Regions from separate parts of the Homo sapiens genome. Here region 2 is linked to region 1. Evidence: read pairs that join two places in POLR2A ChIA-PET (ENCODE). Cell type or tissue: A673. All regions are shown on one strand.

Region 1 (4,000 bases):
CGACTCTGTAAGTTTCCATCTTTCTTCCCTGCTTTATTTTCTACACAGCACTTATCACTAATAAACCACATTTTATTTTTTATCTATGTCTCTCCTGACTGGAGCTCAAAAAGACAAAGATTGTTTTTGGGTTTTTTGGTTTTGTGTTTTGTTTTTTGTTTTGAGACAGAGTCTCACTCTGTCGCCCAGGCTGAGTTCGGTGGCGCAACCTCGGCTCACTGCAACCTCCACCTCCCGGGTCCAAGCGATTCTCCTGCCTCAGCCTCCCAAGTAGCTGGGATCACAGGGGTCCACTACCATGCCTGACTACTTTTTGTATTTTTAGTGGAGATGGGGTTTCACCATGTTGGCTAGGCTGGTCTCGAATTCCTGACCTCAGGTAATCCACCCTCCTGGTGCTCCCAAAGTGCTGAGATTACAGGCATGAGCCACAGAGCCCAGCCCACTTCTGGTTTTTAAATGGAAATTGATGACCTCAAATGCAGAAGTACAGACAAACCCTCTCTCGGGTCTCCATCTATGTGGAGGCAAAAAAGACCAAAGTCAGAAGTGCTCGGGGCTGCGTGGCCTCCCTCCTCCACCAGGTCCAGCATTTCCCACACTTTGTGGGTCTGATGCTTGATTTTAGCAGCCAGGGTGTATAAGAAAGGAGCGCAGCTGGAGCCATCCTCCCCTCACCACTCGCAGTGGTCCGATGTCTCAGAGCATCCAGAAAAGAATGCAAACACCAATTAATCGGGAGGCTGAGGCAGGAGAATCGCTGGAACCCAAGAGGCGGATGTTGCAGTGTGCTGAGAATGCACCACTGCACTCCAGCCTGGGTGAAAGAGCGAGACTCCATATCAAAACAAACAAACAAACACTCAAACAGGCTTTTATGAGGGCTGTAACCCAATGGACAAGGCGCACTCTCTTAGCCTGGGAATGTCCCTGCTCTGAACCAGTTGCCTTGCCAACAAGCCACATGTTTCCACCCTGCAGAATCCAATTTCTGAGCAATGTGACAGTGACAGGTCCAGAGACATGCTACACACTCCCAAGGTGCCTTTGAACACCTGCTGAATCGTTAAGAACAATGTGTATCTCTGCATGTACTTAGCAACGTGGAACACGCACCAGGAAAATGCACATCACGCTCAGTTTATGCAGCAGCCCCCACCACCCCAGGCCACCCCCAAACATCTTGCAAGCTACAGAGCACACAAGGCTGAGCCACCTTCTTTATCACCATCATTCTCAGAATCACTGCAGACTCACTCCTTAAGTCCCAGATTAAGCATTAATATTAACACCTTAATATTAAGTTATTTAATCCTCACAACAACCCTATGATTTAAATGACTATTATCCCATTTCAGATGGAGGAAGCGAGACCTAGAAAGGGTAGGTAGCGCTGGGTACTGTGGCTCACACCTGTAATCCCACCACTTTGGGAGGCTGAGGCAGGAGGATTGTTTGAGGCCAGAAGTTCGGGGCCAGCCTGGGCAACACAGGGAGACCCCCTCCTCCCTATCTCTACAAAAAGAAAAATCTAAAAATTAGCCGAGTATGGTGGTGTGTACCTGTAGTCCCAGCTACTTGGGAGACTGAGGTGGGAAGATCCTTGAGCCCAGGAGTTGGAGGCTGCAGTGAGCTATGATGGCACCACTGCACTCCAGCCTGGGTGACAGAGCAAGATCATGTCTCTCCAAAAAAAAAAAAAAAAGAAAGAAAGAAAGGGTAAGTAATTATCCAAATTCACACAGCTAGAGAAAAATGACACCAGGATTTAAACCTAGACTGTCTGCCTCCAGAGTTTACCCTCTCAAACATTCCCCTATACTATGACTCTGTAATACTCCTTAAATGTGCAGGTTAAAGATTGTTGTAATTATCTTTGCTGCATAACTACCCACCCAAAAACTTCACAAAGAAAAATACCAAGTTCATTCTGCTCATGGACACAGTGGGTGAGGAATTTGGGCAGGACACCATGGGGACAGCTTGTCTCTGCTCTACCGCGTCTATCCAAGGCATCAGCTACAAAGGCTCAAAGGCTGAGAATGACTCAATGGCTGGGACTGATATCATCTAAAGCTATTGCACTCACGTCACTCTCTACACACGGTCTCTCCATGTGACCTGGGCTGCTCAGCCTGGTGGCTGCTTTCGAGAAGCAAGTGTCCCACAAGGCAGGAAGTAGAAGCTGTTGGTTTCTGAAGACGGATACTGGAATCCAGAGCAGCATCACGTCTGCCGTTTTCTATTGACCAAGCAGTCCCAGAGTCCAGATTCCATGGGAGGGGCAGAGACCCTACCTCTCAAAGAATTTTGTGGCCATTTTTTTAAACCACCAATAAGATCGTTTAGCCTAACTCCTTTATTTATTTATTTATTTATTTATTTATTTATTTATTTATTTTTATTTTTTGAGACAGTCTTGCTCTGTCACCCAGACTGGAATGCAGTGGCACGATCTCGGTTCACTGCAACCTCTGCCTCCCGGGTTCAAGCCATTCTCCTGCGTCAGCCTCCTGAGTAGCTGGAATTATAGGTGTGCACTACCACATCTGGCTAATTTTTGTTATTTTTAGTAGAGACGAGGTTTCACCATGTTGGCCATGCTGGTCTTAAACTCCTGGGCTCAAGTGATCCTCCCACCTCGGCTTTCCAAAGTGCTGGGATTACAGGCATGAGCCACCGCGCCCGGCCAGTCCAATCCCTTTAAATTCTATCTGAACAACTGAAGCTCAGAGAAGTTAAGCAATGTGTCCAAGATCGCATAATTCGTAAAGTGCTAGTGCCAGCATGGAACAGGTGCCTTCAGGTCCGGTCTCTTAACGCTATGCCACTCCGTCTCAATGTGGCTGCACGTTGAAATCACCTGGGGAACTTTAAAGAGTGCTGATGCCCGGGTGCCCCTGCAGAGATTCTGATTTGTTATGACGTGGCCTGGGCATGGGGATCTTTAAAAGCCCCCCAGGGGCTTTAACAGTCTGCAGTGTGAGAACCATGCTCTATGCAGTACCCCCAGTTGGTTCCATACAGGTGAAATCTACCACTGTTTCAGTGTCTCCACATTTGCAGTGGCCTTAGCCTACGATGGAAACAACTACACCAAGAACAGATTTCTGACACCTTCACCTGGTTCACTAACTTCATCCTGAACCTTTGTCCAACACGCCTAACAAATTTTTGTGTTTTTTGTAGAGACAGGGTTTTGCCACGTTGCCCAGGCTGGTCTTGAACTCCTGACCTCAAGCAATCTGCCCACCTCAGCCTCCCAAAGTGCTGGGATTACAGGCATGAGTCCCTGCAACTTACCACCTTCTCTTTCTTGATAATACTTTGTGGGGTTTTTTTGTGGAGGGAGGGATCTTAACCTTTATTTTATTTTATTTTATTTTATTTTATTTTATTTTATTTTATTTTATTTTATTTATTTATTTTTTGAGATGGAGTCTCGCTCTGTCACCCAGGCTGGAGTGCAGTGGCGCCACCTTGGCTCAGTGCAAGCTCCGCCTCCCAGGTTCACGCCATTCTCCTGCCTCAGCCTCCCTAGTAGCTGGAACTACAGGCTCCTGCCACCACACCCGGCTATTTTTTGTATTTTTAGTAGAGACAGGGTTAGCCAGAATGGTCTTGATCTCCTGAGCTCGTGATCCACCCACCTCGGCCTCCCAAAGTGCTGAGATTACAGGCATGAGCCACCGCGCCCGGCTGGTCTTAACCTTTATTTTAAGTTCAGGGGTACAAGTATGGGTTTGTGACATAGGTAAACTTGTGTCATGAGGGATTGTTGTACAGATCATTTCATCACCCAGGTATTAAGCCTAGTACTCATTAGTTATTTTTCCTAATCCTCTCCCTCCTCCCACCCTCCACTCTCTGAAAGGTCCCAGTGTGTGCCATTTCCCTCTATTTGTCCACGTGTTCTCATCATTTAGCTACCACTTATAAATGAGAATATGCGATATTTGGTTTTCTGTTCCTGTGTTAGTTCACTAAGGATAATGGCCTC
Region 2 (4,000 bases), 130 kb before region 1:
CTGAAGAATCTGAGGCTCCTAGAGGTTACAAATTTTACTCAAGTCCTTTTCCCCCTCTTTCCCTTCCTTTTCACTCTCCATTATCCTTCATCTCAGTTAAAAAAAATATGTACGCTGGGTGCAGTGGCTCACGCCTGTAATCCCAGCACTTTGGGAGGCTGAGGGGGACGGATCACCCTGAGTTCAGGAGTTTAAGACCAGCTTAGCCAACATGGCAAAACCCCATCTCTACTAAAAATATAAACATTATCCGGGCGTGGTGGTGCATGCCTGTAATCCCAGCTACTCAGGAAAATGATTTGAACCTGGGAGGCGGAGGTTGCAGTGAGCCAAGATCGCACCAGTGTACTCCAGCCTAGCCTGAGCAACAGAGTGAGACTCTGTCTCAAAAAAACAAAATGCAAATACATGAATAGATACACATACAGACATATAGGTAGACGGTCAAAGAGACAGGTACACAGAGGGACAGACAGACTGACAGAAGGTCATACACGAGGATAGTTACATAAATAGAAGAAAGGTAGACAAACACAGATAGATGATAGATAATAGATAGATGATATACAGATAGATAAATAGATGATAGATAGATAGATAGATAGATAGATAGATAGATAGATAGATAGAGACAGATAGAGAGATGATTTGGCTCTGTGTCCCCACCCAAATCTCACTTTGAAGTGTAATTCCCATAATCTCCACATGTCAAGGGCAGGACCAGGTGGAGGTAATTGAATCATGGGGGCAGCTTTCCCCATGCTGTTCTCGTGACAATGAGTGAGTCTCACAAGATCTGATGGTTTTATAAGCATCTTGCATTTCCCCTGCTTTCACTCATTCTCTCTCCTGCCGCCCTGTGAAGAGGTGCCTTCCACCATGATTGTAAGTTTCCTGAGGCCTCCCCAGCCATGTGGAGCTGTAAGTCAATTAATCTTCTTTTCTTTATAAATTAACCAGTCTCGGGCATTTCTTCATAGCAGCTTGAGGACAGACTAATATAGATAGATAGATAGATAGATAGATAGATAGATAGATAGATAGATAGATGATAGATAGATGATACATATATACATACATGGATAGATACATAGATATGATAGATAAATGAGAAAGAGACTGCAATAGCTGGCAAAAATCAACCAAATATCCCCTCCATCTTTTGTCCTTTTTCACATGAAGCTCTCCCATTTGCATTTCTTACTCTACTTCTTCTCCTGTAATCTTCTGCTAGGTGGAATTGTAACTTGATGAAAACTCCATGAGGTAGATTTTAAAGACTGGGAACAATAAGAAGTAGCTAAGAGGGCTGTGTGGTGGCCCAGGTGTCAATCACAACAAATGAGCCAGGGGTGAGAAAGCTCTTCCTTTGTAAACAGTCAGATGAGCCAGGGGGTGGGAAAGCTCTTCCTTTGTAAACAGTCAGGTTCTCACATGTGGGAGGGTGTCAGATCAATTCATAATTCAACAGGGTTTAATGTGCAAGGGGAGGTGCCTTACCATGCATTTGAATTACCCAGAGGACTTCTTAACCCACAGATTGTTAAGCTCTACCCCAAGAGTTTCTGCTTCCACAGATCTGGGTAGGGCCTGAGAATTCACATTTTCTGGATAATGCTGATTGTTGCTGGTCCAGGGACCTCACTTGGAGAACTGCTGCTGTAAAATAATTTTTCAGAGGCTATTTTGGCTACTATGTTGATGTTCAATCATGTCCCTTTTAATTAAATCCTATTATTCAGCATATTTGAAAATGAAGGGCCAGGTGCAGTGGCTCACGCCTGAAATCCCAACACTTTGGGAGGCCGAGGCAATCAGATCACTTGAGGGCAGGAGTTCGAGACCAGCCTGGCCAACATGATGAAACCCCATCTCTACTAAAAATACAAAAATTAGCCGAGCGTGGTGGTGCACACCTGTAATCCCAGCTACTTGGGAAGCTGAGGCAGGAGAATCGCTTGAACCCAGGAGGTGGAGGTTGCGGTGAGCTGAAATCGTGTCATTGCACTCCGGCCCGGGCAACAAGAGTGAAAGTCCTTCTCAAAAAAAAAAAAAAAAAAAAAGGAAAAAGAAAAAGAAAGAAAATTTTGTTTAATACACCCCTAGGCTTCCAAGTTACCAGATCTTTTGGGCCTGAATCAAGAGATGGTTTGACCCTCCCCACAACATCACATTCAAAATCATTCCTCTCAACAGGACAAAATTGGCAGGGAGCCAGTGCAAAATGAAAATGTAGGACCTCTTATTTAAAAATGATTACGAATTTCAAGACAGCGATAGCAGAGCATCAACCAAGTGCCTGACCCTGTGCGACTGTGTAGGTTGCACCCAACCAGTGTTGCTAGACGGAGCTGATAGACCCAACATTCTTGTCCCACTCTGGGGAAGTTCTGTTCTTGTCCAGCATTTTGTGCATGGGATTAAGGGGTGGTCCTTGGGTCCACAGTCTTCCTGGGAGTTCATCAGCTCCAGTACAAACAGTCCTTGCCCTCCATTCATGAGGGGCTCATTTGAAACTGCATCCCACAGGGCTCTCCCTGATCTGATTAAAAACTCAAGGCAGGTGGGTAGAAGAAGAGGCCTCCTAGGAATTTCTCTCTTTTTTCTTTTCTTTTCTTTCTTTTTTTTTTTTTTTTTTTAGACAGAGTCTTACTCTGTCACCCAGGCTGGACTGCAGTGGCACAATCTCAGCTCATTGCAACCTCCACCTCCTGGGTTCAAGTGATTCTTCTGCCTCAGCCTCCTGAGTAGCTGAGACTACAGGCATGCACCACCACACCCGGCAAATCTTTGTATTTTTAGCAGAGACGGGTTTTCACCATGTTGGCCAGGCGGTCTTGAACTCCTGACCTTAAGTGATTCCCCTGCCTCGGCCTCCTAAAGTGCTGGGATTACAGATGTAAGCCACAATGCCTGGCCTCCCCTTAGGAATTTCTCACACTCGCTTCCTCCTCCTGAATGATTGCTAACTCCCTCCAACAGCCATGCGTGCATTTCCTTCCTTCCTTCCATCCTTCCTTCCTTCCTTCCTTCCTTTTTTTGAAATGGAACCTCACTCTTTCTCCCAGGCTGAAGTGCAGTGGAGTGATCATGGCTCACTGCAGCCTTGAATTCCTGGGCTCAAGTGATCCTCCTGCCTCAGCCTCCTGAGTAGCTGGGACTACAGGCATGTGCCACCACACCTGGGTAATTTTTCATTTAAGTTTTTGTAGAGCTAGGGAGTGGCTGTGTTGCCCAGGCTGGTCTTAAACTCCTGGTCGCAAGCAATCCTCCCGCCTCAGCCTCCCAAAGTGCTGGGATTACAGGTGTAAGCCACCACGCCTGGCCTATCTAGCATCTTAAAATTGAATTGAACTGATTTCCAAGCAGATGCCCATGAACATGAGCATTTCCTGTTTGAAGGAAAGAGACAGCGAAGTCTTAAGAACCACACCCTGTTTCTAAAAATGGGTCAGCTCATTACTGGCAGGCATTCTCCGAGGTCTCGAGGGCAAAATAAGCCAAATACAAAATGGCTATTAACTTCCTGAAGTTTCAAACCAGCTGGGGAAATTAGAAAAACTAATAGAAAAATAGATCTTGCAACCCTGAAACCAAAGTAAATGAAAAAGTTTCGAGATGAAGTCCATCACAAGGGAGAGAGTTGCCTCCCCAGGACGGCGTCTCTCTAGAGGGACTGAGTTCCAAACCCCAGTGCAGAAAGGTTGTTAAGGAAAATCAAAGAAGGTTCTGGAATTTGGGTTGCATATTAAAATCACCTAGGGAGCTTTAAAAGGGAAAGACAAAACTGAACCCAGACACTACCACAGGCAATTTGATAAGGATTTTTACTCCATAACTTTTTAACATTTTAGATAGAAAATTTTAAGAACACACAATTTACAGAGATCACCATGATGAACCCTCATGTACCTCATCAAATATCAGTAACTCACAACTACGGATCAATCTTGTGTCAACCTCTGCTTCCACCCACTTCCCTCTCCACCCCAAAATAATA

The links. Peaks named below come from ENCODE experiments on the same cell type or tissue, not always from the same donor. Only the 100,000 strongest peaks of a DNase experiment are listed, where the experiment ranks them.
Region 2: POLR2A ChIA-PET joins it to region 1 with 7 read pairs; 2 of 35 experiments call an interaction of 5 or more read pairs at or near these places.

Annotation. Positions count from the first base shown.
Region 1 is chr7:69,410,714-69,414,713 of GRCh38, forward strand. No RefSeq gene overlaps it. Among named protein-coding and RNA genes, the nearest start is that of CT66, 180 kb to the right of the region's middle. In A673, no CTCF peak of the experiment used is centred here; a DNase peak (open chromatin) is centred at 2,088.
Region 2 is chr7:69,284,650-69,288,649 of GRCh38, forward strand. It overlaps LOC105375345 (a long non-coding RNA gene), which reads right to left. Exons shown (of 4, transcript XR_927650.3): 3 at 1,501-1,659. Among named protein-coding and RNA genes, the nearest start is that of CT66, 310 kb to the right of the region's middle. In A673, no CTCF peak of the experiment used is centred here; no DNase peak of the experiment used is centred here.